Linked DNA regions of Mus musculus: all the other regions are linked to region 1. Evidence: chromatin loops called from intact Hi-C (ENCODE). Cell type or tissue: left cerebral cortex. All regions are shown on one strand. Each heading gives the region's core, and the rest is flanking DNA. Links, peaks and the distances in the headings are about the cores only.

What was found. Peaks named below come from ENCODE experiments on the same cell type or tissue, not always from the same donor. Only the 100,000 strongest peaks of a DNase experiment are listed, where the experiment ranks them.
Region 2: it touches region 1 in a loop (2.9-fold over the local background); 2 of 42 quality-filtered maps call a loop at or near these places.
Region 3: a loop joins it to region 1, with 3 times the contacts of the local background. A loop is called at or near these places in 2 of 42 quality-filtered maps.
Region 4: it touches region 1 in a loop (4-fold over the local background); 6 of 42 quality-filtered maps call a loop at or near these places.

Annotation. Positions count from the first base shown.
Region 1 is chr5:103,016,956-103,024,328 of GRCm38, reverse strand. All of the region lies in intron 4 of Mapk10 (mitogen-activated protein kinase 10), which reads left to right. Among named protein-coding and RNA genes, the nearest start is that of Mapk10, 190 kb to the left of the region's middle. In left cerebral cortex, for the core only: no CTCF peak of the experiment used is centred there; DNase peaks (open chromatin) are centred at 2,602, 3,198, 4,009 and 5,643; H3K4me3 peaks cover 434 bases; H3K27ac peaks cover 2,409 bases.
Region 2 is chr5:103,160,151-103,167,523 of GRCm38, reverse strand. All of the region lies in intron 2 of Mapk10 (mitogen-activated protein kinase 10), which reads left to right. Among named protein-coding and RNA genes, the nearest start is that of Mapk10, 47 kb to the left of the region's middle. In left cerebral cortex, for the core only: a CTCF peak has its summit at 3,319 (motif pointing right); DNase peaks (open chromatin) are centred at 1,987, 3,710 and 5,681; H3K27ac peaks cover 2,226 bases.
Region 3 is chr5:103,171,368-103,178,740 of GRCm38, reverse strand. All of the region lies in intron 2 of Mapk10 (mitogen-activated protein kinase 10), which reads left to right. Among named protein-coding and RNA genes, the nearest start is that of Mapk10, 36 kb to the left of the region's middle. In left cerebral cortex, for the core only: no CTCF peak of the experiment used is centred there; a DNase peak (open chromatin) is centred at 3,953; H3K27ac peaks cover 3,419 bases.
Region 4 is chr5:103,204,378-103,211,750 of GRCm38, reverse strand. Mapk10 (mitogen-activated protein kinase 10) reads left to right here and starts at 417. Exons shown (of 14, transcript NM_001081567.2): 1 at 417-861; 2 at 5,811-5,925. In left cerebral cortex, for the core only: a CTCF peak has its summit at 4,828; DNase peaks (open chromatin) are centred at 2,101, 2,667, 3,423, 3,646 and 1 more place; H3K4me3 peaks cover 3,008 bases; H3K27ac peaks cover 2,796 bases.

The DNA.
Region 1 (7,373 bases), core at 1,511-6,510:
GCTTCCCCCACCCCCCAGCCCCCGGCTTGATAAACTATTTTTCTTAGACCACCTAACCAGGGATGGCACAGCCAACAGTGGGCTGGGCTCCTATACACCAGTTACAATCAAGAAAATGCCCTGCTGACATGCTTCCAGTCCAATCTGTCAGAGGCAGCTCCTCAGCTGAGAGTTTTTCTTCCCTGTCTCAGGGGACAGGCATCCCAATCTGCTTCTTGAGAGTGGTGGCCTCCATTCCTTCCCACTTGACAACACCTGGGTGCAAGAATGCAGAACATTCATATTTGACACTCAGAACCCTACTTGGGTCTCTGAGGAAGATGTGTGCTGGGGTGGAGCAGTGGCTCCCAGGTGGTACAATGCAGGGGTTTCTGACCCATGCAGAAGGCACTCTAATTTAGACAGCAGTTCACTTTTCAAGTTTACTATCCATGCATGCCCTGGGTGTCTTCTGGGATGATGACATGAACTCCAGACTACTGTGAGATTTTAGGTTACTTATATGTAATGGAATATAAGCCAGGGTGGTGTGTGAAACTTCCCAATAGCTAGGCTTTGCAGCATTATTTGCTCTGACAGGATGTGGGGGCTGATTTTCACTCTTATACACTGCAGGGGTGACAGTCACGGCAGGGGGTGACTATTGAATACATCCTTGTTGCTCTGAATATTTATCATCTATCTATCTATCTATCTATCTATCTATCTATCTATCTATCTATCTATCTCTATCTCTCTATCTATCTATCTATCTATCTATCTATTCATTGTCTACTATCTGTCATCTATCTACCATCTACTATCTATCTATAATTATTATCTATCATCTATCAATCTATGTATTATGTATGTATGTATGTATGTATGTATCTGTTATCTATCATCTGTCATATATCAGTCTATCTATCATCCGTCTACCTATCTTATTATCAGATGATAGATATGATCTATCTGTCTGTCTATCATCTATCAATCTATCATCTGTGTATTATTATTATCTATCATCTATCTATCAATCTAGGGTCCACCATCCAGAAGGAGAGGGACACAGACAGCCTTGCACCTCTTGGGCAGTTTCCTCACATCCTTCAATCCTTATTCTTAAGTCAGGATCATTCTGGCTGAATGATCTGAAACAAATTAAAAAGACTGATAGGAGCTTAAAGGGAAAAGATAAGGAGGGTGGGAGCCAGCATTCTGTTTAGCCCTCTCAGAGACAACACGACAGAAAAGCACTAGAGCCTCCAAATGGCCAGAAGGGAGTAAATCCACAGTGGAAGTTTAATGGACAAGGCCCAAAAGTGATGCTTTTCTTCTGCTCCCTCCTACAGGCTGGGACTCCGTCACACAGCTACAATCTAACTGTGTGGGAGGCCAGAGTACCCAGCAAAGGGAGAAACGCTAGGGCTCTGCACCCTATGAGCTTTCTAAAGCAGTTAAGTTCTGGCTAAATAGAGCTAAATGCAGCATTTTTTCCTGCAGCTTCCAGTTGAGCCTGCATTTTCTCCATTGTGGCAGCTTTACATCATCTTTACACTGCCTTCTCCCTCCGTGCTCTGCCTCCTTTCCCTCCAGACTAGAGCCTCTTTAAGGCACAGGAGTCAAGCTTGCTTCCAGCTCTAGTTCCGCAATCTAGCACACTGTGTGGTGTAGAGCAGTCACCAGCAGATACTGCTGGTGAGCTCCTGGTTTTCTCTGCTATCTCTTTTGTCCACACCCAGCTTTCTGGGATCCATTTTTTTTTTCTCTGTACCAAAATATGCTGAACTATTCTTGTCGAGTTAGAGTCATGTCAGATGTCCGGTCTGCACATTATTTGATTTGACACTTTTGGACCTAATCACCTGGTTTGGATACCTTTATCTGAGCATGTCATCTTACCTTTCTTATTCTTGGGTGGAATTCTTTGCTGCCAATTTAGCAGTGCAGATTGAGTCCTCACAGATAAAGGAAGCCTACAATGTTTAGTGGCAGGAAAAGCGTATCCATTATGAGAGAAGGAATCCTGGGTGTTAAAAGGCACACGTATGAAGGACAGCAGGCGTCAGGGACAGAATGACACAGAAATAAAGGGAGAGACAGGTGCCACATTCATAAAGGAGAAGAATGAAAGCCAAGACAAACGAGCGCAGAAAGCAAGCAGAAGACTCCCAGAGAGAAGCAAAGAGAAAGGGGACTGGGAAGAGAAATGAGGATTGTGACAGAATAGTTTTCCAGGATGGAGGAAGGTACTGATGGGATTAATTTTGAAAGGAAGCAATAACTCCTTTTGAAGAAGTGAGTTTGAGTATCGCTCTTACCTTGGCTATCTTTGGATCATATTTGATAAGCTGTTCAAAATGTCTTCAATATTGTCACTGTGCTGTGAAATAGAGATAGAACTTTGATTGGACTGTGAAGTCTTCACCACAAAGACAAAAAGGGTTTGTTTGGCTAGCGGTTCAGTTACTCCAAGCCTCTGGCTGTGGATCACTGCAGCGGCTGATGGGAGCAAGCTTTTCACCCCAGGGCCAGCTAAGAAAGGGAAGTGGGAAGGGAAAGGGAAATTAGAGAAAATGTCAAAGACCATTGATCACAGAGTGGTTCCTGTGCCAGTGACACCCCCACATCTTTGAGCTTGGAGCGAGATGGATCTCTTTGGCAGAAAAGCTAGCGCTGGCTCAGCGGTGTCTACACTGTGCCAGCATAACCCGGAAGTGTACGTGAATCAGCTCTGGTTTTTACACCACAGTGTATGTTTTCAATGCTGTATTACTTTACTTTCATTCTGACGTGTCTGCCTTAGAGGTGATCGATTAATAAAAGCCACACTTGGATCATTTGTCCCTGATCCCTTCTCCATTTTTAGGGAAATACTATAACCATGTTTTCTTGCACATGGAAAGGATTGTTTTTTGAACTACCAAAAATAAATTATGAACCTCAGTGTTTATATAGGAATTTCTAGATAGTTGTCAGCTTTGGAAACGTGTGTGTGTGTGTGTGTGTGTGTGTGTGTGTATGTGTGTGTGTGTGTGTGTGTGTGTATGTATGTGTGTGTATGTGTGATGATTTATATGCACATACCCTTACACAACGAGGAAAGCTTATCTTTGATCTTGATGCTGTATGCAGATAAAGATCTAAGCAGCACTCTTTTCTCCCAGGGCTGAGCAGGGACCCTGAGCCACAGCTGCTTCACTGCTCTGTGCTGCTAAGCAACAATGCGTGGTTGATTAGATGCAGTAAATGCATCTTTGGCTTAGGATATTTTCAACTTGTGATAGGTTTATTGAAATCCAACCGCACTCTAAGTTGGTAAGCATCTGTTTCCTAAGAGGACAAAGGGAACATTTCTGTATTACAGTCCATGAGGATGGAAAGGGATTGGCTTTGGGCGTCATTGACTTTGAAATGTAAATTTTTTCTTGTTAGAAGTATTTCTATTCATTTCTTAATTTCTAAGACTTGTTCTCCAACTACTGTGCTGGTTTCCAGCAAAGCAATAATTGAGATAATATACTGGTTTATTTTGGTTCATAGTATTTTTAAAAATACTTGTGCATATATGCATGTGTGTGTGTGTGCATGCATATATGCCTGTGTATTTGTGTCTGGGTGGTATATGTGTTTATGTGTATGCAAGTATATGTATGTGTATGTGTGTGTGTGTGTATGTGTGTATGTGTATGTGTGTGTGTGTGTGTGTGTGTGTGTGTGTGTGTGTATGTGTATATGTATTTGTATGTCTGGGGTGGATGTTAAATGTATACTCAATTGCTCTTCATCTTATTTTTTGAGACACCGTCTCCCACTGAAAAGATAATTCACCAATTTGGTTGGCCAGCGACTAATCTCCAGGGACTGCCAGTGTCTCGGTGCACACCCATTCCAGTGCCCGTGTTATAGGAGCAGTTCCACAGCTGCTCTTCTGCCTGGATGCTGGGGATCTGAATTCACCTCTCTGCTGACTGAGCCTCCCTGTCAGTCTCCTGCTCCAGTTTGAGGTGTTGCTGCCCACGATGAGTTGGCTGTGTTGCTTTGTAGCTTCGGTGGCTTACCATGATAGGGAGATACAGGAGCATGTGAGCATGTTTTCCCATCTTCACTGAAGATGCACATGCAGTTATCTAAAGCTTCCTGCTAGGCCAACAGTACCACAGGCTCATACTGTGCCTTTACTGCATAAGCAGTAGAGAGATGCTACCCATATTTTAACTACTAGGATCCGGCTCCCTTTACTCAGAGAGCACTTAACATAACAGAGACATTATAATGCCCATCTTTTTATATATCATAATAGTATGTATTTACATTAGCATTGTAACATCCCAGCCTTATTGAATAATAATAACCTCTCTATATTTCAACAATCTCATGAAATTGCTATTCAGAAACATTTTAAAATAACCATTGTGATATAAGACATTCTTGGTTTTAAGAGTCCTTTAACTGGAACTGAGATCTTTTAACATTTAGTGAAATCTACACAAATGTTCAACATGCTGCAGCTCTCTATATGATGTGTGCTCTGTGAACGTAAACTAAAACTATCACTTTAATCACACCAGAAAAGAAGTAGGTAATTTGATGTCTCTTGGACGAAATATTGATACCCCCTATTGTATTTACTCACAATATCTATTAATAATGTCGTTTGGCATGATAATGCAATATAGTTAAAGTTTCCTCATAGTTTCACTAACCGTCTTAGCGTTTCCTATCTCCTCTTGCCTATTTTACCTGGTTAACCAAAAGGCACACTAGGGAGAAGAACTCTTAGGTTTGTAAACATTTTTGTTTGTTTGTTTGTTGTTTGCACTTGTGACGTAATCCACTGCTGAAGAGCTAGAAGAATGTGCATGAATTAGACACAGATAGGAAGCCATTCTTTACTTTTTGTCTTGTGTGTATTTCCTTTTCTGTCTTGAGTTCTTCCTTGAAGTCAGTCAGGCTCCTCTTCACTGCCATTCTATACAATTTAGCAAGCATTTATTTCACATTTCACACCTACTGTGTTCCAGGTGCCAGGCTGAGTGCTGGAGCTATAGTGATAAGCCAGAATTCTCACTTCAAGCATAGCTTTCTCCTAGAGATAGGGTCTGCTTCTGGATACCTAGGAGATAGGACCCAGCTTGCGATGTTGGATGCAAAGAGCTGTGTCTGAACTCTACCTTCCCTTTGAGTCAGAGCTGCTGTGTTGTTCCGGGAAATAGGCAACCATTTCACAGAGATCTGGGGATCTTTATAGCGATATCGTTCCTTATTTGCCCAAAGCCGTGGCTTTTCCATCTCCTTTCATAACAAGAAGAAACATTGTAGAGAGCAATGGGCAAGCTCTCCTACACACTCCTATTTCATTTTGCTTTCGTTCATTGTCCTGACTCAGGTCTGGCTCCAGGGAGACCTGGGAAAGTTCGGTCTACTGAATCTTAAGAGCCTTCTAAAGCTCATTTTCCAGGAACTGCCAGCAGGGAGGAGATGGATCTTGGTTCATCAGCCCCCGAAATAGTCTTGAGTTTTTTAATCTGATGTCCGATCTTTGTTCTCAATAATCTGACATTGACTTTGGGGCCTTTTTTTCCATCAATGGGGATTTCATTTCTTGATACTGGTACACCAAGCTCCTGGCAGCTGCACTATGTGGATTATGGACAATGAATTCTCAAAATTGGCACAACGAAACAGCAGGCCTGTGACGAATGAATGGGCTAACTTTCTATACTAAAGCTGTCACCTCATATGGCTCTTCCCTCTGCTTCCTCAAGACGGATGGCAGTGAATGGGACCCTGACAAAGCCTTCATCAGATGAATGAATGGCAAACGAATCCTCAAGCAGGTTTATGGATGGCTCTGGGGGCCTCTTCTGATTTGAAACACACTCATTTCTTTCTGAATGTGCCTTCTTCACTCTTTGACTTCCAAAGCTTGTCTTTTAATAAGGTTCTACTTTCATTGCTGAGGGAAACTCAAAAACACAGACATTAAAATCATATTTATGAAATAGGTACTATCATTTACACAAAATTGCTCAGTCCCAGCCATAGAGAATGAAATCTTTTTTTTTTTTTTGGTTTGTTTGTTTTATCCCATGCATAGAATAGATATTACTGCTGACTTCAAGTCTTGATTATTTTAATTTTTTTTTGACTCCATGAATTATTTTGGGCCAAGAGAACCAAGGAGAGCCCTTCTAACCTGGCTCTTAAATGACTCTAGGGCACTCTTTGCTCTTTGCTTTGTTCTGTCTTAAAACAATTTGCTAATGTGACTAAGTTAGCAGGACTCTGGGTCTCCTGTTAGTAGATCTTCAGATTTTTCTAGAGGAATAGTTCAAAACCTTTAATCTTTGTTCATGTCAGAAACCATAATCGATTTGGAATCATGGAAAGAAGTATTGCTGATGGAGCAGAGCTGGGCGAATACATTCACTGCGAGGACTTCCTGTCCTAAGGCACAATTTACAGTGATATCAATGAGTTCAGCATGTGTTAAGCACCGCCCACCTCAACAGATGGAGACTGACTCCTCTCTAGTCTGCCAATGTGACCGAGGTAATGTGATAGTTAGCTCCTGGATTAAGTGTAGGCTCCATCTTATCACACTAAGACATCCACATGTCGTCTTGAACTGAGCCCCAATCTCGTCTGAGGGTCACAAACTGGGGTGGCTGCTGATAGCAGTCTTGGTTGTCAGCCAGCAAGGAAATCCAGATCTTCATCTTAGAACCACAGGAAATGGACATCTGCTGCCTATATGAACTTAAGCTGTACAACATCCCTTCAGCCTGTGAACACCCTGATCCAGCTCGTGATGCATAGATTGTTGACCCATGGAAAGCCGTGGTATGCTGGATACTTTTATGTCAACTTCACATGAGCTAAAGTCATCTGAGGGGAGGGAACCTCTATTAAGAAAATGCCTCTGAAAAAAAAACAAAACAAACAAACAAACAAAAAAAAACCAACAACAAAACGAGGCCAGCCTGGTCTACAGAGTGAGTTCCAGGACAGCCAGAGCTATACAGAGAAACCCTGTCTCGAAAAAACAAACAAACAAACAAACAAAAAAAGAAAATGCCTCTGTACGATTGGGCTGCATGCAAACCTGTAGGTCATTTTCTTAATTATTGGTTGATGGAAGAAGGCCTAGCTTGTTGTGAGTGGCTCCATCCTTGGGCTGGTGGTCCTGATTTCTGTAAGAAAGCAGGCTGAGCAAGCCATGGGAAGCAAGTCAGTAAGGCACCACTGCATGGGCCCTGTATCAGCTCCTGCCTCCAGGTTCCTGCCCTGGTTGAGACCCTGCCTTCAATGCTTTTGATGAGGGACTCTTCCCAAGTTGGACTTGCTCATGGCGTTCATCACAGCCATAGAACTCCTACCTGTGGCAAATG
Region 2 (7,373 bases), core at 818-5,817, 140 kb before region 1:
TGAAGTGGGGGAGGGCCTACGGGAACTCATGTACCAAGAGAGGCATAAAGGTATTGTATCGCCATGTTCTCTTATAGCGTCATTTAGTTCTCTTTTTCTCTTTATCATTTTGAGGTTTAAGCTATTCAGCAAGGAAAAGTAGATTTTGTGGAAGACTGTACTAGCCTGAAAATTATGCAGAGATATTGCATTACGTCAGATATTTATTTTGGGAGAAAAAATGCAGCAATAAAATCTAGCTATTTGTTGTGCTACATGGAAGACTTTTGTATCTCTTCCCCACACTGGAGCGTATGACACTAAGATAATACTTAAGGACAATAGGCAGTATGAACCTCAGACACTATTCCTTATTTTCAAATGGGTAATTAACCTCAAATCTGAAATTTATGATGCCAAGCAACCATTATTTTTCACTTCAAATCAATTTTTTCTACCCTATTAATATTAATGTTGCCAGCATTTCCCTAATGGACGAGTGTCAGGACCTGAGACATTTTTTGACATCTTTATCTCTTAAATGCTTTCACCTGGTAGTGTGCTGTGCACTTCCTGCCTGGAACACACCCTTTAATGCCACAGCCAGGGCTCAGTTCAGGATTCAGTCTGCTGCATGCCTGAACTGAATATGGAGGCTTCTCACTAGCATCTTTCCTCAGTCTCCTAGGTAAGTAGTTGGGTGCAGGAATCTCCAACTTCAGATCACTAATGTGCCCCAGAATTGACGGCACACTGGTCCTCAGCCTGGACTTTACAGGAAAGCACAGGCACCATTTCTGAGCAACACTTGCACACACAAAGCCTGTCTGTGCTTCAGCCAAGCTAGATCATCCATGCTTTTTGAAGGGTCACCGCACTTCTTGACTTTGGGATAACCTTGGTTCATATCTTTACCTTCTCAAGTCCTCTATGCTTGTGCATCCCAGAGCCCAAGTCTCCACATCCCAATGTGGATAGGCCCTCTTTTCTATGCAGTGGGATCTGCCTTTTAAATTGTAAAGTTCCTGTTGGTATAACCAGTGTTACATCTTATGATGCCCATTTCATTGCCCCTTTCTCATGCACGAGAGCCCAGGTTCTTTTTATGAAGTGGTAGGGCTGGAGCATGGAGTTTTCGTCACCCTCACACCTCTCGGGCATGTATATGATCAACTTGCCTTCAGCACGTTCAAAGCAAATCTCAACCTATACAGCATAAGTTTGTGGGTTCCCTTTCTCACAGGGCAGCTCTGCGAGGGCAGTCAATTTCTAATTAGAGAAATGAAGAGTCTTTGTCTGAAAATTTAACTCAGAAAATGACAGTGCCTTTGGAGGTCACCTGGATCTGATGTCTGGTTTTCTCTCTGTTGTATTTGTTATTTGTTTCTTCTAGGTCCCTTATCGTCATACCTGGGTTGTCATTTGAATGACAGCACACATTTGGAAGGTCAGGAAACATGTGCTTGAATGTTCCTCGCCTACCCTTTGTACAGCCTGAGCACACATGTGGGCACATGTAGAATTAGTCTTACTTCAGTGCAACCTAAGGCCCACCATAGCATTGTTCATTCAGTAGGTAAGAGGCATCTCAGAATATGTTAGTGTCTAAGCTTTGTCTAGTTGTTGAAATATTACGAGTAAACAGAAAATATTTCCTATAATTTCTCTTTGAATCTCCCCCAAGAACTTTAAATTTTTTTTTTAATGTTAAGGGGCAAAAATCTGCTCTGTGGTAGCTCTTATTTAATTTTGCACAATGACTTTGGCCATGCTGTCCCATATTCATGGCTCCAAGTCTGTGCGTGTGGAGAGATAGGAAGGCAGTGAGCGCAACAGCACACTTCTCACAGTGTTTAGTCTGGGGCCACTGAAAGTTCCTGACTCACAAGAAATCTACAGAGCCAACAATATCTTTATAATACTTTAGTTCTCCTTTTTCCTATCTGCTCTTCCAAGAGTTTGCAATGAAGCCTCTGAGAGATGCTCTGATCTCTGATGTCACGGTCACAAGGCACCGAATGCAAAGGCAAGTGGGAGTCTCGGTCTGTTTTCAGTGTGTGGGAGTCTTGCTATTTTACTTTGTGGTAATGTCAGGCACAGCCGTTGATTCCATTATCAGGATGTTTAAAATCATGCATGCAAAAATTGCCTCCTGATTATCTTGAAAAAAAAGTGATTATTTTTATTGAAATGGAAATAGACATTGAAGTGACATCTATTTTGTTTTGCCATCATATTTCAGAATTACGATTTTTTTTTTGAGTTTTTGGTCATTTGAATTCTAGGACATGACTGTTGTTCAGTTACAGAAAATGATCCTAGCACTCTGGCATAACGGAAACAGAGTCTCCCAGGGGATGGCTTTAAAACAATCTTCGAGGACTGCTTGAAGTTTCCTAAGCCACATCACCTTTTTCTAGGTTAAAATTCATAGATGAAAGTCTCTTCTGCATAGGAAGCAAACGGGGATAAAGGATAGTTAGTATCTATTATGTCTGCTACTTGGTCACAAGCAAGTATGTATCAATGATGGATTTCATTTTATAAAATGTTTTTAAAAGATGTTTAAAATGCATGCTAACTTTCTGTACATATGTTTATGTACAATAACACTAGAAACCACAAAGGACATTATGTTTCTATTTACATAACATGTAGGCTCCCACATATGTCCTTGCGTGAACACCAGGGCCATAAGGTTGCCATGAGCTCAGAGTCTGATTCAAGTACAGCAGCTGGGGGAAACATGAGAAAGGGTAGCTCTGAGGCCGCGAACAGAGACCTATGATTAAGTGAGATACATATTTCAAGCATACATATTTATTTGGAATTTAGAAATCTAACAAGAAGAAATCACGTATTATATTTAAAATACCCCAAGTAATTCGTAATTCTAGAAAACGGAGATTTGAACAGATTAAGTTTTAGGGGTACCCATAGCATACTCTTATCCTTTGAATTGGCGTGATCATTGCTTATTGGGGTGCAATATGAGTACTAGGTGCATATTCACAATGGCTCGGATCCATCATGAGATTAACCTTTATGGCTCCTTAAATGTTTATTATGTTTTTGGGCTGAGAACTGTTGGAACTCTTTTCGAGTTCTTGATAAACAAGAACAAGTCCTTGTAAACTAGTTCACTGCCTTGTGCTATAGTACACAGCTGCTTAAAATGGGTTATGTCCCCATATGGGAGGTTTGGTGGTCACATAAACTCAATGTAAAGCCATACAAAAACAACCCTCAGGGAAAGGGTTCTGAGCCTGCGAGGACCCAAGATTGACTAAAAGTAGTCAAACTTAGTGAGTCTGAGTTGTTTGAGGCTGTGTGTTGTGCCACGAGAGGTCACTGTAGCTTTGGGTGTGAACACAGCAGATGACTGCACAGTGCACACCTGCCACACAGCCATGCAGGGCCACCAAGGTTTACTGTATGTGCAGAGTTTCCTGCTCTTGCAGAATGTAAAGGTCTATTGATGTGATTCCTCAGGACCCATGTGTCAAATCGGTCCATCTTTGGATTGTAGTGCTAGAATATCTGAGTTCAGAAATTATTGTTTGAATTGATGACTTAAATCTTATAAAAAGTACTATCTACTATCAAATGGGGGTGAGTGGGTGGGAAGTGGCTCATCCTGTGAAACAGATGCCTCACAAGTACGAGGACCTGAGGTTGATCCCTAAGACCATATGAAAGTCTGTGTGCACTGGTCCATGCTTGTAACCATGGTGAAGGAGAGAGATAGGTATATCCCTGGAAACTTCCCGTCCAGTCTTCAAAGCCTGCTTGGAGATGTTCCCAGCTGATGAGAGACCCTGCCTCAAAGCAAAGGTAGGAGGCACTGTTTTAGCTTGACATCTGAAGTTGCTCCACCCTGACATGGGAGGATGTACATTCTCACCCCACCCTCAAAATCATTAAGTGAATTTTGGCTTGTAGAACAGAATTCTAACAATTTCTGAAATGACTCTTAATATACATCTGCCACTTTATTATGTATTTATATAATATATCATTCTCAGCACTGATAATTGTGAAATCAATATATTGATCAACTGAAAAATATTGAATATACTCTCTGATGCAGGATCAGATATTCAGCCAAGACTTATTTATTTATTATGTAAAAGTAAACAAGAAGATTCATCTCATTAGTGTGAAATTTGCTTTGTCTTCAATGAGTGTTAAACTTACTCATATGCCAAAGGACTGTTTTAAAATAAATTTATGATTTATTATTATAAATATTGGTTTGCATGCTTAGTGTATATATATGTCTGATATATGACAGCAACTACTCACGAGACAAGGCTATGAATGGAGACTGCTTAGGAAGCCCTCAAAGAGTCAAACTTGCTCCTTTGATCTTCAATCTTGTTCTCTGACTTCTGGAGACCGCTGTACTGTCTTCTTCTGAGATCAACATTTCTAGTTTTCATGCCTTAAGGTTTACAATTCTTTTAATGTCTTCCCACTGCCTGTGAACAAAATCTGCCTTTGTATCACATGTGAAATCTTTCAACTTGGCTTTTTTCAAATAGCCTTCCCCTGTTTCTAATGACCTAGATGGCTTTTCATGGCTTCGTTGACCACTTTCCACTCAATGTTTGAGTTTTAGGCATATCCAAGTTTCCGCCTTTTACTGTCTGTGTCTTGTGTATAGTCTCTGTAACCCAGGATGCTTGTTTCTTCCTTTGTCAGAGAGAATTGTTCAGAATTGAAACGGGCTTGCAAGGTTGATTGGTCATAGTGGTGCAGGAGGAGCTGACTGGCCTGTCTTTCAGTTTTGTGTTGGTAGAAGGTGAATTGTTGGGAATTGAGGGTTCCTGTTTATAGCTATGTGAGTGACTTCTGAGCATATGAATTTGTGTAAGTCAAATAAAACATTTGGTAGGTTCTCCATCTGAACAAAAGAGATGAGTTTAACTTTTTGAAAATGATGTTTTCACCCCCCTCCCCCAATCCTCTGTTACTCCTTAGAGTATAGTGACAACACTGTCCTAGTATGACATTTTCCAATCCCTAAACAAAATTAACCATGTGTCATATGTCTCACAATGCTGCTGTTGCACTTCTGTTTTACCTTTTCTAAGGCACCTACCATTTTTTCCCATGAGAATAGCCTTGCCATAAGAGAAAACATTTTTTATTTATCTTTGTATCGCCTCTCCCTTTTCAGAGTACAACACATGGATGCAGATATTTGCATTGTTCTGTCAGAAGTCACCAAGGAAGAAGAACATGCTACAGTGTCTGTTGGATGAGAAATTGGTGGACAGAGCAAAATCCAAACATTTTCACTTGCTATGAAAAATATAATTCAGCGTGATATGGAAGAGAGTCACAGGGAGAAGGTTAAAGGAGACAGAATGTCCCCAGAAGATAGACTGAGTATGCTGAGATCTAAGGCTTGTAGTATGGCTTCTTTCCAGAAGTGCCTTAGTGGAGACATTTTTCTTCTGTCATACTTGATGCATTTGTAAATTAAGGCTAATAATTAATGTAATTATCAAGACAGAAGAATTCCCACAATGGGATGTTTGAGGCGAAAGTGTGCAGGAGGCAGCCTTCCTTGGCTCATTTGTCAATGAGTGGGCACAGGAGACACTCAGAATAAATACAGCTTGAAGAAAAACTAAGAAATGGCTTGAATCATTAACACATATTTAGAACCATCTCCTGCAATAATTAGCATAACCCCCACACCCTTCTCGTTCATTTTCTTTTGTCCGTGAACTTGTAGATGAGGATTTTTGACAACAAAAGCCACCATGAGAATGGAGAGCGACTGCCCCACCCCCAACTCCACCCACAACATTCTGCACACAATTAAACTGAGTTGTGTTTGGATACCTAAGGATTCCAGTGCATTTCCAAATGCTTGGGAGGTTTTTTTTTCTGAAGCAAGGAGAGATTTCAAATATTTACTGGCAAATAGTCCATTTTTCAGATAGACTTAAAAATTCCACAGTAAATGTTCAATTTATGTCTTGGCAGGTGAGAGAATCCAAACTATTTACTAACACAGTTCATCCGTGTTTCCATGACAACAGAGGCAGTTCCTGTCAGCCCAGAGTGGCTTTGCCAGTTGACTTCAGCAGTGAACTCTGTGTGATGTTGCCAAATGTCTGGCTTCTGTGTTTCCAGTTCCAAGCAATTGTTTCTTATTCTGCATGCTAATGAGTAGTCTACAAAGGCTGTGGTTCAGCAGCATTGAAACCAAGACCAGAATGGGTGGTAGAAAACTAGGGAGTGGTTTGCCCAGAGTGAATTTAAAACTGCATCTAATTGGATGGCACATTCCCTAACCAGCCATGACAGTGCTTCATTAATAATTTTACCATGCTATTATTAGGCAGCTGGGCCTGGATGAGAAATGGCTGCATAGCTGTTATCTTTGAATCAGTTGCCTTTTCAGAAGGCCGTGCTGCCTTTAGCTGGTTATCATCATCATGTAAATCCAAATGACTGTGCACATACATGCCAGCTGAGAAAGCAAATTGCAACCCAAATGCTTTTTCGCTTTTGAGAAATGTTCATATATTGATTGCTCTGACACAGAGAGAAAGCAGCTGCCTGCGATGCCAGCTGAGAGATTTAAAGTGAGAGAAAGGGAAAAAGAAAACATCTGAGAGAGGAGAAAGTGAAGTGGATTTTGCCTTTTGAACACATAGAGAAACCGAGACTTTAAATTCTAAGCACGTCACCATCACCACTGTGTGTGTGCTCTGTGTGTGTGTGTGTGTGTGTGTGTGTGATACCCTAACCCTGAAAGCAGATGGTCAGGGTCAGAATTATGGCCTCTCCAGAGCTTAAGCTCTTTGAGCAGACTTTGCTCTCCACTGCATCCCCGGCATTGAGGACAGGGCCTGGACTGGGCACCTAATGAATACTCAATAAATATTTAATGAGCTTAGTGAAATGAGGATCCAGGCATGGAGCATTTAAGCACATCCCATTTCCTGAAGTAGCCTCCTCCCTTTGTGGAGGAACAGGATAGCCCATTACCATGACTCTCACTGCTCTTTGTGCAAAAGCTTTCGGGTGTTTCTGCAGCAGTTCCAGGTGCCTACTCCTCAACACCTCTCAAAGACTGAGTGTTTCATTAGCATATTCCTCCACCCCCTCCCCCAAATCATAGAACTCGTTTGTAGCTTTTTTATAGTATCACTTGGCATGGATTTTCACTTTTAATTTTGTTATTATTGTTTGTATGTGCTCAGGTATGTGGACCTGTACGTAGGTGTGTTCATATGTGAGTATGCATGAACACATACATGCACACGAGGATATTAGACACTCATGTCAGTTGCTAGCCAAATTTATTTATATATTTTTTAAAGTCAGGGTCTCTCACTGCATTTGAAGCTATCCAGTCACTAAACTCACTG
Region 3 (7,373 bases), core at 1,488-6,487, 150 kb before region 1:
GTCCTCACAGACTGTGCTTCTCTCGGTGGAGCAGGCTGAACCCAGACGCCCTTCTCTTTGGCTTCTTCTTCCTTCTGATCATTTTCCTCCACCAGATGCAGGAAGCTGTGTCAGCTCTTAGACGACTTGTTGTGCTCAGTCTTTTGCCGAGATTCTTGTCCTTACCTTGCCTGGTTACAATGATGCTGCCGCCGGCATGCTGGGTTACATTGTAGACTCTTCCGGCTTTGCCAGGAAACACTTCCGGGGCATTCTTTTCTGGACAGTGCCCATTCCTTTGATGTCTACAGTATCATCCTTCTTGTAAATGTGGATGTAGTCAAAGAAACAAACCCATGTTTCCTTAAAACCCTAGAGAACGTAGAGTGAGGGCCCCTCTGCTTTCCCTTGTGTTAGCCATGTTGGTTTGTTACTGAAAGATGGCAGCCGAGGGGAAAGGCACTTGAATGTTTTAAAGTTTGTCAAGGCTGGCATTTTTACACGGGCTTTCTCAGTCTATATTTTCTCTGGTGGCTCAACTCTTCCGTTAGAAAAATCAACTTGCATAGCCTATATAACAACACGTGGTCAAATAAAACAGTGAAATATTGTTTGCTAATTTTGTTGCTGAGCTTCATCAGCAGAAACTAAAGTCACAGATACGACGACAGAGGACCTGCCCAACGTAATTACCTGATTTTCTTCTGTAATTAGATCTTTCTGGAATCTTCACTTATTGCTTAGACAATTACAGGGAAGATTATGAGTAGAAAGTCTGGTAGAACGGCTACCTCTTTGGCTTGGATCCTTGCTTGTTGCCTGATCCAGCCCAGGTTGGTTCTCTGAGACACAACAGGCTTAGGTGAGGGAGAAAGGTGAGGCCACACATAAAACACTTAGCATGTTTGGCAGCAGGTTGCCAAACACTGCTTATAATTTATTTAAGATTTGTGTCTGCCCTGGCCTGCTCTGGGTTTATAGTGGACATGAAATGTGAGACCACAGAGCCTTGAGATTATGCAGATGGACTATAAGGAAGAGAGCCAAAAGGAAGTGGACATTTTATCACTCCTTCCTTCATGGCAGGCAACCTTCTTGTACATCTGCTGTCAAAGATGCTGTTATCTACAATGAACACCTCTGAGATCTGAAAAGTACCTCTTTCCCCCTATGGCTACAATATTTTAACTTTGCAAGGAATCTGATCAGCACACTCATCACAACTGCTGACTGAATTCCTTGGGAAAAAGAATGGGGCTTCTTTGGGCCTAAGGGGAGGTCAGTGATATTATGCTGTAAAAATTTAGGGATAATCACTACCTGATACAGGACCTTTGAACACACAATCGACCTCTGCCTTCCCTACTGAGTCTCAGAACAGGGCAATTGGTTGGATGAGCAAGTGTGGAACGGATCCTGTGAGCACTGCCTGGTCCCTCTCTCTTCAGGCTTTCGGTGTGGCTGTCATTCAGGTTGCCCGCCTCCTCCCTGCCAATTAACTCAGGAAAGGCATCTGTAAGTCCCTGCCTCCCATTCTGTGTCTGCATAGCCTCTGAGTTCTATAAATAGATCCTGCAGAATGCAAGCTAGCTGACGAGATTATATCGTAGAATATGTCACACAGAGGAAAGGCAGTCTCCTGAGAGGTGAGAAGCTCAGGCAGAAAAAAAAAAATCTAAGGTCAAACAAATGCATTTTCCCCCCTTAATTTTAAAATGTGTAAGCAAACCTCTTAGAATCATTTTTATTTTTTTTTAAATCACGATGACTCAAAGCATGATAGAATGCAGCTTAAACGCATGACTTAATTTGTGGGTTTTATAGTTGTCATAGATCAAGATGGATGAATTTAGAGAAACAATAGCATATTGACATTAACAAAATTATTCTTTGAGGATTTCATATGTGGAGACAATGCATCTTGGTCATATCCTCTCCTCACCCTCTTTAACTCCTCCTGTGAATTTACAGTGATACTGAAAATGGACCTAATTATTTGTTGCGCAGTTCCACTAAAACATAAACTATGTTCCAAGTGAATAATACCATGTGTTCTTGTCTGAGAAAACAAAGCAAGCTTGCAGCTCATGCTGAGTGTTTAGGGAAAACCCGAATCCATTCTTTATCAGCCCAAACTCATGTTCATAGACACCTTTCTTTTTGGTAGTAAGTGTGTGCAGTCTGCTGATTTTGGCTATTTGGGTATATTTGGGTGTTTTGAAACCTCATTGAAATATGAACCACTTTTGAAAATGAGAGTAAAGCGAAGGTTCTCGTTTCACCTTTTAGCTAGCCCAGAGTTGAAATGACCTCGCAGCGGTGGAGATACAGTGGAATTTTGCCAGTTTGGTCTCATTATTTCTGAAGTATATAGATTAGGGGGATGTGTTTTCAAATGAAATAATGTGTTATCTGGAATAAACTGAGCTCTCGACTCTGCTTTTCACAACCATGAAAGCCACCAATGGGGCAGCATAACTCTCTAGTCCACGGGCCAGCATGTCTGAGGAGCATGAGTGGGCATGGCTCTGTTACCACACTGTCTCTTCTCCAAGGGCGCATGTGGAGCTGCTTGGTCGAGAGCTGGACTGTGAGTGCCAAGCTTCCTAATATGGCCCCTGCTCATTACTTTCAGGAACATCCTCTTAAGAGTCAAAATGTCAGAGCATGTGGTTCTGCAGCAGAGACGGAGGAGGCCTTAGTACAGGCAGTGTGTTTTGGAAGTCACACGGAACTTTTCCCCATCCCTGTCGGGGAAAGAGCTGTGTGGCCAGCCAACCAATCACAATTGCTTCAGTACTTAGCTCAGTAATATGTTAGCATTGATCTGTTAGAATTAATAGTATGTTCATGTTCAAATGTGGAAGATTCAAGATGGAAATTTAATGGTGTAAGAAGTTGTACCTAAATTGAGGGGACTGAAGAAGACAAAACAGAATTCATGTTTATGAGTCTCAAAAAAGTGTCATTGATTCAAGGAAGGAGAACCTGGTGGTTTGAATGGGTATGGTCCTCTACTCTTGGGTTTTAAACACTTGATTTCCTCTTGGTGATGCCACTTGGGTAGGTTTAGGAGTTGTGGCCTTGCTAGAGTAAGCACAACACTGAGGTGTGCTGCAAGAGTTCAAAGATCCCATCACACCCGGTGACTGTTTCAGCTTCATGTTTGTGGTTTGAGATGCAAACACACAGGTTCTGTGTGAGCTGCTTGCTGCCACCTGGGACCCTTACCCATTGGAACTGTAAACCCAAACAAATCCGACATCCTCTACGTTGCCTTGGCCCAGTGTTTTATTCCAGCAACAAGTAAGTAAGTAATACAGAAGATTTAGCCGTAGACTTTGAAGAGCAGTTTCCTAGAACAGAACACTGGAGCTTTAACCTTGTCTAGTGGGGTAGCACAGTATAGTGGTGCTATATCTTCTGAGGAAAAGATGTAGATAGGCACAAAGAGGGACATAAATGTGAAGGTTCGGGCTGTGACTTGATGCATGGGGTTTAGACAGGACAATAGTGAGATTCTGACAACGAGGAGAAACTCAAGAGACCGAACTCAGTGCTTCCCAGTAAATATATGACAGATTCTCAATTTGGGATACAATTTTATAGAAGAGTGCATCTGGGGTGTAAGGTGACATGGCTCCCTCCAGGAGGGGGAGAACCTCTCTGTAAGTGTCAAAGGGTCAGCATGTGACTGTCTGAGGAGCTCAAGTGGGCATGGCTCCTTTACCATAGTGGATTAGATTAGAGGTTAGAAGTGAACTACTTTGGACTGCCACTGTATTCAGTAAGGCCTCCACGTCGTTCAAACACATTTAGTATTAATGAGGAGGTTTTGAAAAACCGGAGCTTAAAAAAAAATTTCCTCTCGTGCAAAATGAGAAGCATCGGTGGACATTTTCACCATGGCAACAGCAGCTGCCTGCAGCTAACACCTCTGAGACTGTTTGTCTGCTGTCCCACTTTCCAGAAGGGACTCAGCTTCCTCACCACCCACGGTCCATATGGGCATTGCAATTAACAACTATGGGACATGCCCACCTCTGCCTGCAGCTACTGCTTCCCAAGTCAAAGGTCATTGTCTCAACCGAGATGAACATCACACCACCTTACAATTTTTTGTCTATTCTAGTGAAAGTACATTGCTTTTACTTTTAAAGCTTTTTTTTAAAACCAGTGCAAAGTAATTGTAAATTTCTCTGTAGTTAAAAATTGTAGTGTATTTCCATGGATGATTGTGTATGACAGACAGAGATAAGGGACATGCACAGAGATCTCACCTCCTTGAATTTATTGGGCTGTCACTGGAAATGGTATTGTTATATACATTATCTTAGTCCGATGACTGATAATATGTGTTTATTCGTGTTGCATGCCTCACTATTCTTAAGAAAAGAAAGTGTTTGTTTTAGTTGTATTGAACAATTTTCCTTTGAAGGATATAACAATATTTAAATGCGCAGTTTCATGTCATTGTGACTTTTTCAGCCATCGTGTTCAGGTATTAGTGCATCCATAGCTGAGGGTCGGCCATGCCAGGATGCTTCCTTTGCTCGCTCTTGTTTCCTTTGCTGACTGGTGTGGTGAGTGTGAGAGGTGAAACCCATCTTTCTTCTGGAAGGAAAGTTTCAATCTGGGGGAAATGGCCACTCAACACAAAGTAGAACACTATTGCTAGCCACTCAGCATGCAATCCCACAGATTTCAAAGGTAGTCCTAGAAGGTTCCCTTGTATACGCGATAGATCAGATGTACTTGGAAGGATGCTGTAGACATCTTCATACCCATGTATAGGGAAAGGTGGAATGTAATCTCTATAATCTGATATACCTACTAGCCCTTGAATAGAATGAGGGAAGTTTCATATAGAGCACAGTGTCTATACCCTTAGTTCTACACAAAAAGAGAATATATTATGTGGCCATGGACGCACTATTGCTAAAGGTGTTTAAATGTGACACTCAGTGTCACGTAGGATGAAAAATAATTCATTTGGATTAAACAATGGTCTCAAACTTTTCTACTAACTTGAAACAATCATATGCAAGGCTTAACAGTGAGCCCAAAAACGTTTTGACCCATGATTTCATTAATTTTGCCATTAGAATATTTGAAGATGTTATTGCCAGATACTGTAAGGATCTAGACAAGATTTTTGTGTGTGCGCGCATCTGTTGCCTTTGGAGACACTTCCCTTGTATAGGCAGCTTTTATTAGATTCTTCGGGAACACAAGGCATAGTGTTTGTTGAAGAGCAAGAGAAAGGCTCTGGTGAGGGCGTGGCCCTGCCCTTTAGCTCCTCTGTAACACAGTGGTCCCAGTGCTCAGGATCGTCTCCCTGCTGTTTTCTCCACAGCGAGATTCTTCAGTAGCCTGATGATCCTGGATCCTGGGCCGTTCCAGCCATCTTCACAGGGAAGCATGGGACAGGGGGCTCAGTTTTTGATACAGCCAGATTTCACAAAAAGATGCATGCAGCCTACGGAGGAATCAGAGTTTCATTGTTGCTTGGTGTACATGCCATGGAATATGTATTATAGTTTAGCTCTACAAGGAAAGGTATAAAAGTTGGCATCATTTTCTAAAGGAATGTAATTATAATATGTAATTTAAAGTCTTATTTGCTCACGGCAAAACTAGAAAAATGCTATGTTTAATGGCACATTGGATGGCCTTCTCAAACTCCAAGCAGGAGAGTTCAAAAGTACCTGGTGGTATAAGATTAACAGTATATTAAAAAATCATAACAACATGGCAGACAAACTAAGAAGCACAGAGAAGGTGATGTTTCTTCTTTGAGCACTAATGCTAATGCTCAGAGTAGGAGAAAGCTGAGGGTTTGTGAGTTTTATGCCTTGCTCCTTCATATTTATGACAAGATTCTTGGTTAATGCTGAGCCATTTTGTGATATTCATACATTTATGGTAGCCAAGCAATATAAAAATGTGCTATATTTGTTAGCATATAAACAGAGCTGTCTGTTTTTAAGAACAGACAGGCATGGTTGCCTCACTGTGTTTATTTGTGGAGGGGGTGAGGATTTAACATTAAAGGCTACTCATCGTAATGCTCAAATCTGGCTTTTGGGTATATCTCTGGATCTGTCTCTGATGCTGGACTCTTAAAGGAAGCAGCCCATTTTAAAGTCAGGTGTGATCTGTACACAAGGAGATACGGACTAAGTAATCGAAGCTGCCTTTATGAAGAAAAAAAATATCAAACAAACCAGGAATAGAGCAAAGAATCTTTCCTGAGAAGAGAAAGAAACAACAAAAAACACAGTGAGAGATTTGTTTTTAAAAAAATTGGAGGGCAAGCCATTGCAAGTAGAACCTTCCAGAAGTGAGTGATACCAGCACAGATGTAGCAGAGGGTTGCCATGTCTGTGATGGCTGGCCTCAGTGGGAGAGGATGGGCCTAATCCTGAAGAGACTTTATATACCAGGATGGGAGGGAATACAGGGGGGAGGGGGGAAGGGGAGAAGGGGTGTTACCCTCCCAGAGATGAAGGGGAGGGGGATGGGGATGGGTGTAGGAACTCTGTGAAGGGGGCCCAGGGGGCAGTATTTGGGATGTAAATAAATACATAAATTAATTTAAAAATAAAATATTTCAATAAATTTATAGGTTGTCAGCAATTTAAAATTGACTTTCCCTTGATATACTATAGTGATTGTCCTAGAAATATTAGTAAATTTCTAACCTGGTCAGGAAGTTACTAATGATGAAGCCCATCTTCTCTGTACATGGGTGAGAGAATCTTCATGTATTTGTTGTTGTTGTTTTGTTTTTTGTTTGTTGTTTGTTTGTTTGTTTTTTTGAGACAGGGTTTCTCTGTGTAGTCCTGGCTGTCCTGGAACTCACTTTGTAGACCAGGCTGGCCTCAAACTCAGAAATCCGTCTGCCTCCACCTCCCGAGTGCTGGGATTAAAGGCGTGCGCCACCACGCCCGGCTGAGAATCTTCATGTATTATAAAGTCACTCGGTCATAGACTACTTGATATTTAGATGGGTTGCCCAGGCTGATGAAATATATTTTCTGTACTTTTTGAATAAAAGCCAGAATAGAGGACATTATTCTGGTGCAACACAGGCATGGGCCAATGCCTGAATTTTAGGTCTGTGCATGTCCTAGATGGATGCCTCTCATTCACCATTGCTAGGTTAAATCATATTTATTATGCAAAGGATTGCCTGACCTTCCCTAAAGCTGTGCATCTTGAATAGGCTTTTCTTAATGGTTAGATGAGACATGCCCTGTCATGACCCTCTGCTGATGATATTGTTACCGAGGAAAAGAGTGGTTACTAACTTGATTGTGTAGTGCAAAAACCACTCAACTCTGTGATTGTTAAGTTCTCCTAGAGGATAGTTAGGTATTGTGACCGCCATC
Region 4 (7,373 bases), core at 1,436-6,435, 190 kb before region 1:
CTTGCATCTCTTCTGAGGTTGAATTCATCTCTTGTTTGTTTTCACATTCAGAGAGATGGTACACCTCTGCCTTCCTTCGCTGTTTGTAAAAAGCTGAGGTAGTTGAAAATCCGGGGTGACTGGCTTCCCAATGGCTGTTTGATCTGCCCTTGGTGCTGTGCAGAGCTGGAGCAGCAGGGAGGATGCTCTTTGGCTTCGTGCAGAATTCCACCCCCCCTACCACCCCCACCACCCCCCCCCCCCCGCACGCTGAATTCGCATATTTTGGTTGCCAAGTTCCGAAGCCTGCTTCTCATTTTGCCAGAAAACGAGGTAGCTGTAGCCACAGATAGACTTTTTCCTTTTTCTCTTTCCTCCTCCTACCCCTCCCTAGACCTCTCTGGGCTTTGACGTCATGTGTGCTCCTTTCAGTTGCCATAGCAACCCCATTCCCCAAGCCCTCTGTCCGTCTCCTCTGGTAGGTTCCACAATGGTACAGGCAGCCTCCCGCTGCACAATGGTTTCCAGGCAGTGAGAGGGTGATTCAGCAAGCCGCTCTCTCTTCTCTTAAGCCTCCTCGTCGTCTCAGTTTATTTTTATGGGGGGTGGGTGGTGCTTCTTATATGCTTACCCTTTTTTTTTTCTATTTTCATTTTTACAAATTTCCTTTTTCCTCCTCACTCCTCAATTACTAGGGGCTTGAGTGAGCTAAAGATTGGGTCTTCTTGGAAATCACCTGTCTGTTATTATTTTTAAACAATCGCTACACCTCCAAAGACTCTGCTCCTTACTCCGGTTTGGAATGTGGCTAATGACTACCCAGTAGGGAGGATTTCTGGGGCAAACAGCCGGACCAGGATCCTAGTTCTCAGGCACGGAATGGTAGGTGGCTCCTTGCTCATTCTGGGTTCTAACCTGGTTTGGGAGGGTGGATGATATCTGTCATCGTTCCTGGTGGAATGGGAGAGAGCATGAGAAAGTAGGAAGTGATGGTGTTGGAGAGCCGGTTTAATCAAGTGTACTATCTGTGAGGCAGAAAACTGGTGTTTCTCTCTGGGCAAAGCATCTCTTCTCAGATGGAGGCTAAAATCTTTCTGTTTGGAGTGAAGAATTCTAGAAGGTGGGACAGACCATTATTGTTATGACTTGGCAGAGTAAGAGAAACACACACGAGGGGGGTAAGGGGGGAGAGGAAAGAGAGAGAAAGAGAGAGAGAGAGAGAGAGAGAGGAGAGAGAGAGAGAGAGAGAGGAGTCTGGATCTCACTTTAACTGAGAAATGCTATGGGTCTCATAAAACATTCAAAAATGTTATTAGTAAACATAAATGTTTATTTCCAGACCGGTTTAACTTTAAATATTCTAGAATACATTCTTGCAGTTTAGAGGTATTTACCAAAATATTAGAAACTATGTTCCTCTTGTAGAAAGACCCTGAGCTAAATTTGGGCTGCAGACAGGAACACAGGACAGGGAACAGACCAGGGAAAGGAGCAAACACCGGCGGCACCGCAGCCACCCAGGTGAAGGTCCCTTTAAGAAAGTGATCTCTCAGTCACAGCAGGCAGCATTTTTCTATGGCAAGGTTCCCAGGTATTCAGTGCTGAGATACTGTGTCCCCTAGAAATGTCAGAGCATTTTCAGAAAGAAAAAAAAAAGCTGTCATTGGAAAGGAGCTTGATGATACAGTTATCAGAATTTATGTGTTTGTGCTTCAGAGAATAAGAGTGCTTTATTTGAAAAACCTCCAAGTAAATCAGGTTATGGATATTTCAAGGAAAAAAATACATATCCTTTTCCTTCCGACATTTAAATAGAAGGACCTAGGTGCTGCTTTGACTCTCTTCTGCAGATAACTTTCAAGGGCATTGCAATTTGGCCACAGAAAGGAATGGCTTACCCCAGGGCACTAGGTTTTGAAGCAGCCACAAGGTTGTTTACATGCTCTGCGTTTGCTGCAGAGCGATGTGTCTGTGTGACGGAGATAACTTTCATGAACACAGGCTAAGTCATATGGGACAGGCCACAGCCGGGAGTGAAGGAAGGCTGCCGTTACCAGGCACCACTTTCTTTTGCCCAATTTCTGCCTCTTTCTAATGCTGCTTTTGCCAATCCTGGATGGGTTTGCAGGATGCTGGTCAATGCATTTAAAATGGTTGCGGTAATAGCCACTTCTCTCAGAGAGGCTTCAGTAGATGGCTGTCCTCAGTGAGCATGTCAGCACAGGAGCCATGCTCATGAATGGATTCAGGAGCCTCCAACTCCACTTTGGAATCATGGGGATATAGGGCTAGACAGTTTGATGTAGCAGTCCTGCTGCTTCTGCTGTGTGTTTCCTCTCTTTCGTTGGGGGGGGGGGTGTCTAGGTCTTACCCTTCAAATTGACACAAAGTACTAGAAAAGCAGATGAGAAAGGCGGTTGACCTTAAGCATGAGTTTCCAGCTTCCTTGTTGGCTTCTTCTTCCCTCCGGTCCTTCATAGCTTTCATTTTGGTCCTTCATAGCTTTCATTTTTCAGGGCAAGATTTTTGCAGTAGTAATGAAAAGAGGTTCCCAGTGACAGGGGAGCTGAGACACTACCTGGGGAGTGGCAGATTCAGCTGCCTCCAGCTTCCTGCTTGCTTTCCCCCAAAACAGCATCGGCTGGGGGAGGGGGATATGTTTGCATGCTGAAGGGGTGATTACAAACGGATCCCCCAGGGACCGAGTGTGCTCTCTCTGTCATTGTCTGGCGCATCTGCAGCTAGTACTACGGTTTCATAGTATGTGGTCAAGATGCTTCAAGGTTAAGAGGAACTGAGAGGTGACACGGATGCCATAGAAGTGTTATTTGAAATCTACAGCGAAACTCACTCGCTGCCAGTGTTGTGCTATAGGAATATCAGGAGCAAAGGAGATTTGCCTAAATGTAAGTGTTCAAAGGAATATACATATACTCAAAGTTATATTCTAGGCTCATGTAAACGAACCTGTCTCTTGGAATATAAGCTTAGCCACAAAGCCTTTCCATCCTGATGACAAGATAAAGACCCAGTGAGGTTTCCTTGTTTATTAAGCACGGGGTCAGGTGTGTTTTCTTCTTGCACCAGAGCTGACCTCAGGTGTTATTTGTAGCTAGAGGCTAGCTCTGGAGTGGTATGGCTGTGACTAAGCCAAGCAAGTCTTTGGTTGCTTGTCAGAAAAATGGGCTGCTGGCGAAGGCTGCCTTCAGTCTGTATGAGAAGCAAACGGATCCACACTGTAGAGGACTTCATCCCTGTACCCCTGCCCTGCTTCCTGTAAGGTTCCTTCCCAAGCTCTTGTTTGGCATGGTGGCAGTCTTTTATAGAGGGGTGCAGAAGTGTCCAGTAGCAACTAGAAAGGAGTGCAGTGCTCTCCTGGCTGCGGGCACGCAAAGGAGCTCCCTCCATACAGGCATCTGTGACTGCACCTTCTCCCCCGAGCTAGAGCTAGTGAGGAGGGGAGGGCTCCTGGGGAAAGCGGCCTACAGACTCCCGGGAGGGCAGCTGTATCATCAGTCAAGGCGAACAAAATCCATTTGTGTCTTCAGCATATTGAGATTATTTATTGCATTGCATAATCTTGTGTTGAGACCCGGTGCTGCCGGCTCGGGTAAGAGGGCTTGCTGCATATTGTTTGAGGAGAAGCTGTCATTTAGAAGGGAGCTTGTGTGTTAGTTACTCCTTACTGGCTTTCACACTGAAGTTCAAGTGTTTTGAGCAGACTGATCCTCCCAACCCCCGCAACACCCACAGTTTGAGTACATTTCAATCTCTCCAGCTAATTAGAGAAAGGAAAGTTAAAAATCTGTGTATTTTGAGGACCATTGTTTCCCTCATCTTTAACATAGAAAAACCTTTTTTTTTTCTTTTTCTTTTTTAATAGTGAATCTTGGTAAAATGAGTGGAAACAACATTGGGTAACAGTGAAAGATCTCTAAATCAAACTTATATGTATGCAAGCAGTTTCCAAACACACCTATTTTCAGCAATGAATTTTGTAGTCTAATTGACATTTTGGACCCACAACAAGCTACTTTGGCCTTTTTCACCATTGTCATCCCTGGTGCCTCCAAGATACAAAACCCATAGACTTCATAGAAGAGCGCTGGTGGGAATGGAAAGCCAAGCTTTGTACAGAAAGATAAATGATAGCGAGCTCTGGTGGAATTATTCCACTCACAACTGCTCACACACTCTGAGTGGTGTGCAGACTGAAGGTGCAGCCATGGCACAGGGCATCAGGCATGGTACAGGGCACCAGGCAAAGCACAGGGCACCAGGCATGGCATAGAGTAACAGGCATGGCACAGGGTACCAGGGATGGCACAGGGCACCAGCTATGGTACAGGGCACCAGCCATGGCACAGGGTACCAGGCATGGTACAGGGTACCAGGCAGAGCACAGGGCACCAGGCATGGTACAAGGTATCAGGCAGAGCACAGGGCACCAGCCATGGCACAGGGCACCAGGCATGGCACAGGGCACCAGGCATTGCTAAGCAGCCTGCACAGTAAGGGACAGGTTTCTACAAATTCCTCCCCTTACTCCTCCTCCCTCTTCCTCCCTAATTTCAGGATCAAGACAAAACATAAGCAACAGAGACTTAAAAGCTCTAAAAATTCATGTCAGTGGGTTTTCCTCATAGAAATAAAACCAAGTCCTGGTGTGTGGCTAGTGGCTGGCCTGGATGTACTAGATGCTTCCTAAGTGTGGGATCCTGGAGTCATTGTTCTCTTTCCATGTGGAAATGGGTCCTGAAACCACAGAGTATGAAGGCAGGCTCCTAGGACTACTTACTTGGCTGTGTTTATTTTGTGTCTCTAGGGGGAGCTTTTCTCTTCACACCAACCACCTCACCAAACAGTAATTTCCTGTCCCTTCAGATACTGTGTCATATCAGCCTAGCACACAGTGGGCACACTAGGCACACAATAGTTGTCTGTTAATTGAAAAATGCAATGCATGAAAGACGGTGAGATGGGTTTCAGGTGTTGGAGTCAATGCTCGTGTGGGGAGTTGACTTAAACAGTGAAGACAGGACAGTTTGATGGTCAGTACAATAGGAATGAAGAAGAGGAAGATACACTCTGCTTTAAAATGGCTATGTATGATGAAGCAGACCATGCCTGGATGTTAGAAGTAGATGAGAGGATGGTGGGGAAAGTATTCCTAGAAATTAACACCAGGGACGGTGATGAGACCCTTATTTGACCAGAAAGGGAGATAATTTCAAGATGGCGGCCATATTTGTTAAGCTGGATATCAAGCCTGAGGTTTGACAGTAGGAAGAACATTAAAAACTTGGCATGGGCCTTGAGACTCTGCTCTAAAATAAGGAAGGCAGCAAGGATAAGGAGTGGGTCTGTAATAAGATCAGATTACTATAGTGGCCTCTTTTGCCTCCAGAACAGCATCTGCTTAGTTTTTATGTTGTGGATACCAGGGGATTCTTTTTGTTAGTAGCTGTGTAGCCATTCTTCCAGTGAACTGTGCTGTAAAAAGAAGACTGTGTTCCAGTGGAAGCTGAACTGATTGAAAGTCCACAGTTAGAGAAGTAAATATCCTATCCATTCAGATACTTAGTAACTGAGTTCCATGGTCAGAGTTTACAAACTTCTAGCTGTTCTGCTACAGAGGCCACCAAAAGTTTCTTCATTTGCAACAGATTCTAACAGAAACTCTTACCTCAAATGTCCTATGTTGTTTCCTTGCCACCCCGGGGAAACTGTTCTATTGTATTTGATGTTAGTATTTTGGTTTTAGTCATGAAGATGAAGTTGAGTGTGGAATCTTAAAATGCAACTGAAGCATCGTTCTGCTCTGGTTTTAGGCTATTGTGAGAACAGCACCAGCAGGATCATCGCAGATCTTGGTTATGGCCACTCAGGCAAGACGCTGTTGAGTTAAGACCCCTTTCCCATAGATGAGAAGCCACAGAAGCAGTGGTAAGTGAAGCATCTTCAAGTATTCCTTAGTAGGATGCTGAGAGTCAACAAGACCCGTTTACCATATTGCCACATATCGCCTCATAGATGGATTTGAAGAAGCACTGCTCAAAATGGAGTCGATCTAGGCAAAAATCATTGGAAAAGAACATGTATATTAATTGATGGTGTGGTGCTTCTAATACTGTTCTGCATTATTCTGTGGTTTTGAGATACACCACAGCAATCTCCTCTATGAGCCATCCCAGTCTACATAGGATAGCTTCGGTTAATAACTCCATGTTATAGAGTAAAGGTTGGGTAGCATTCTTTTAAGTGGCCTTGTTTGTAGGCAGCATGTCACTCTAGTGGTTAAACTCTCTCAGTAGATAAATTGGTTCTGAGCTAAATTGTGAGTGGTTGATTCCAGAACCAAACCTCCATGCACCACCCCACCCCCACACCCCCTCACACACGTCATTTAGCTCTTCAGACACACAGGGAAGAGAACTCCATCACATTTGTGGATATTTTCAGCTACAAATTCATCTGCTCAGGAAACAACATTAAAGGTATAGTTAGTTGCTCTGCCTACTTAGAATAATCTGAAAAAAATGTATTATTTTATAAAAGATTAGCGCACCCAAATTCAATATCTAAAGTCAAATCTACACTTGCTTCATAGTCAGTCACCAAAGTCAGCAGTTAGTAAGCTAAAGTCGAGATAAGGAAGCTGTGGTCTGCCAAATAACATCTTTGAGGAACAGAATGCAGGATCAGTGCCTGGAAGACTCTGTGAAAGGAAGCTGTTGGTGTTGGCGATCAGTGTCTCATGTCCATTTGCCTGGTGGCTCCTTCAGAGCAAGGCTGTCCTGTGCCTTAATGTGGCTCTTATAGCTGCAGAAATCTGAGGAAATTAATTCTATAGTGATTTACATTATGGTTTTTACAATCTACCAACCATTCCACTGAAGATGCAAATCTAATATCCAAGGTCCACTATAGGGTGCTTTACAAAAATGTGTTGTGTGTTCATTATGAAGGAAGAATCATAGATAATTGCCAATAACCAACCACTTATGATTTATAACAATGACAGTTTTATATGGTTGACTATAATATGTTGCTATATGTTATGTAGTTAGAAGGTGTGCTCTATCCCCAGGTTAAACATTTATTTATTAAGCTAATACTTAATGAGAATCTATTGTGTAGATATGCTATTGATTTGTTGGCTAGATGGAATTCTCTGTCTTACAGGACTTCTCAGTTTAAGGAATGTGTCACTTACATGATGTGCTATTATCAGGACAAGATTGTATACTTGTGAAGTGTGGTTCCATAGACAGACATAGGGTTCAAAGGGATTTCAGAGAGAATCTCACAAATACAGAGAAAATTAGTCAAGAAGATTTCATGCAAGGGATATTTTGGTGGATGTTTATGTGTAGTAAGAGGTTAGCCAGAGG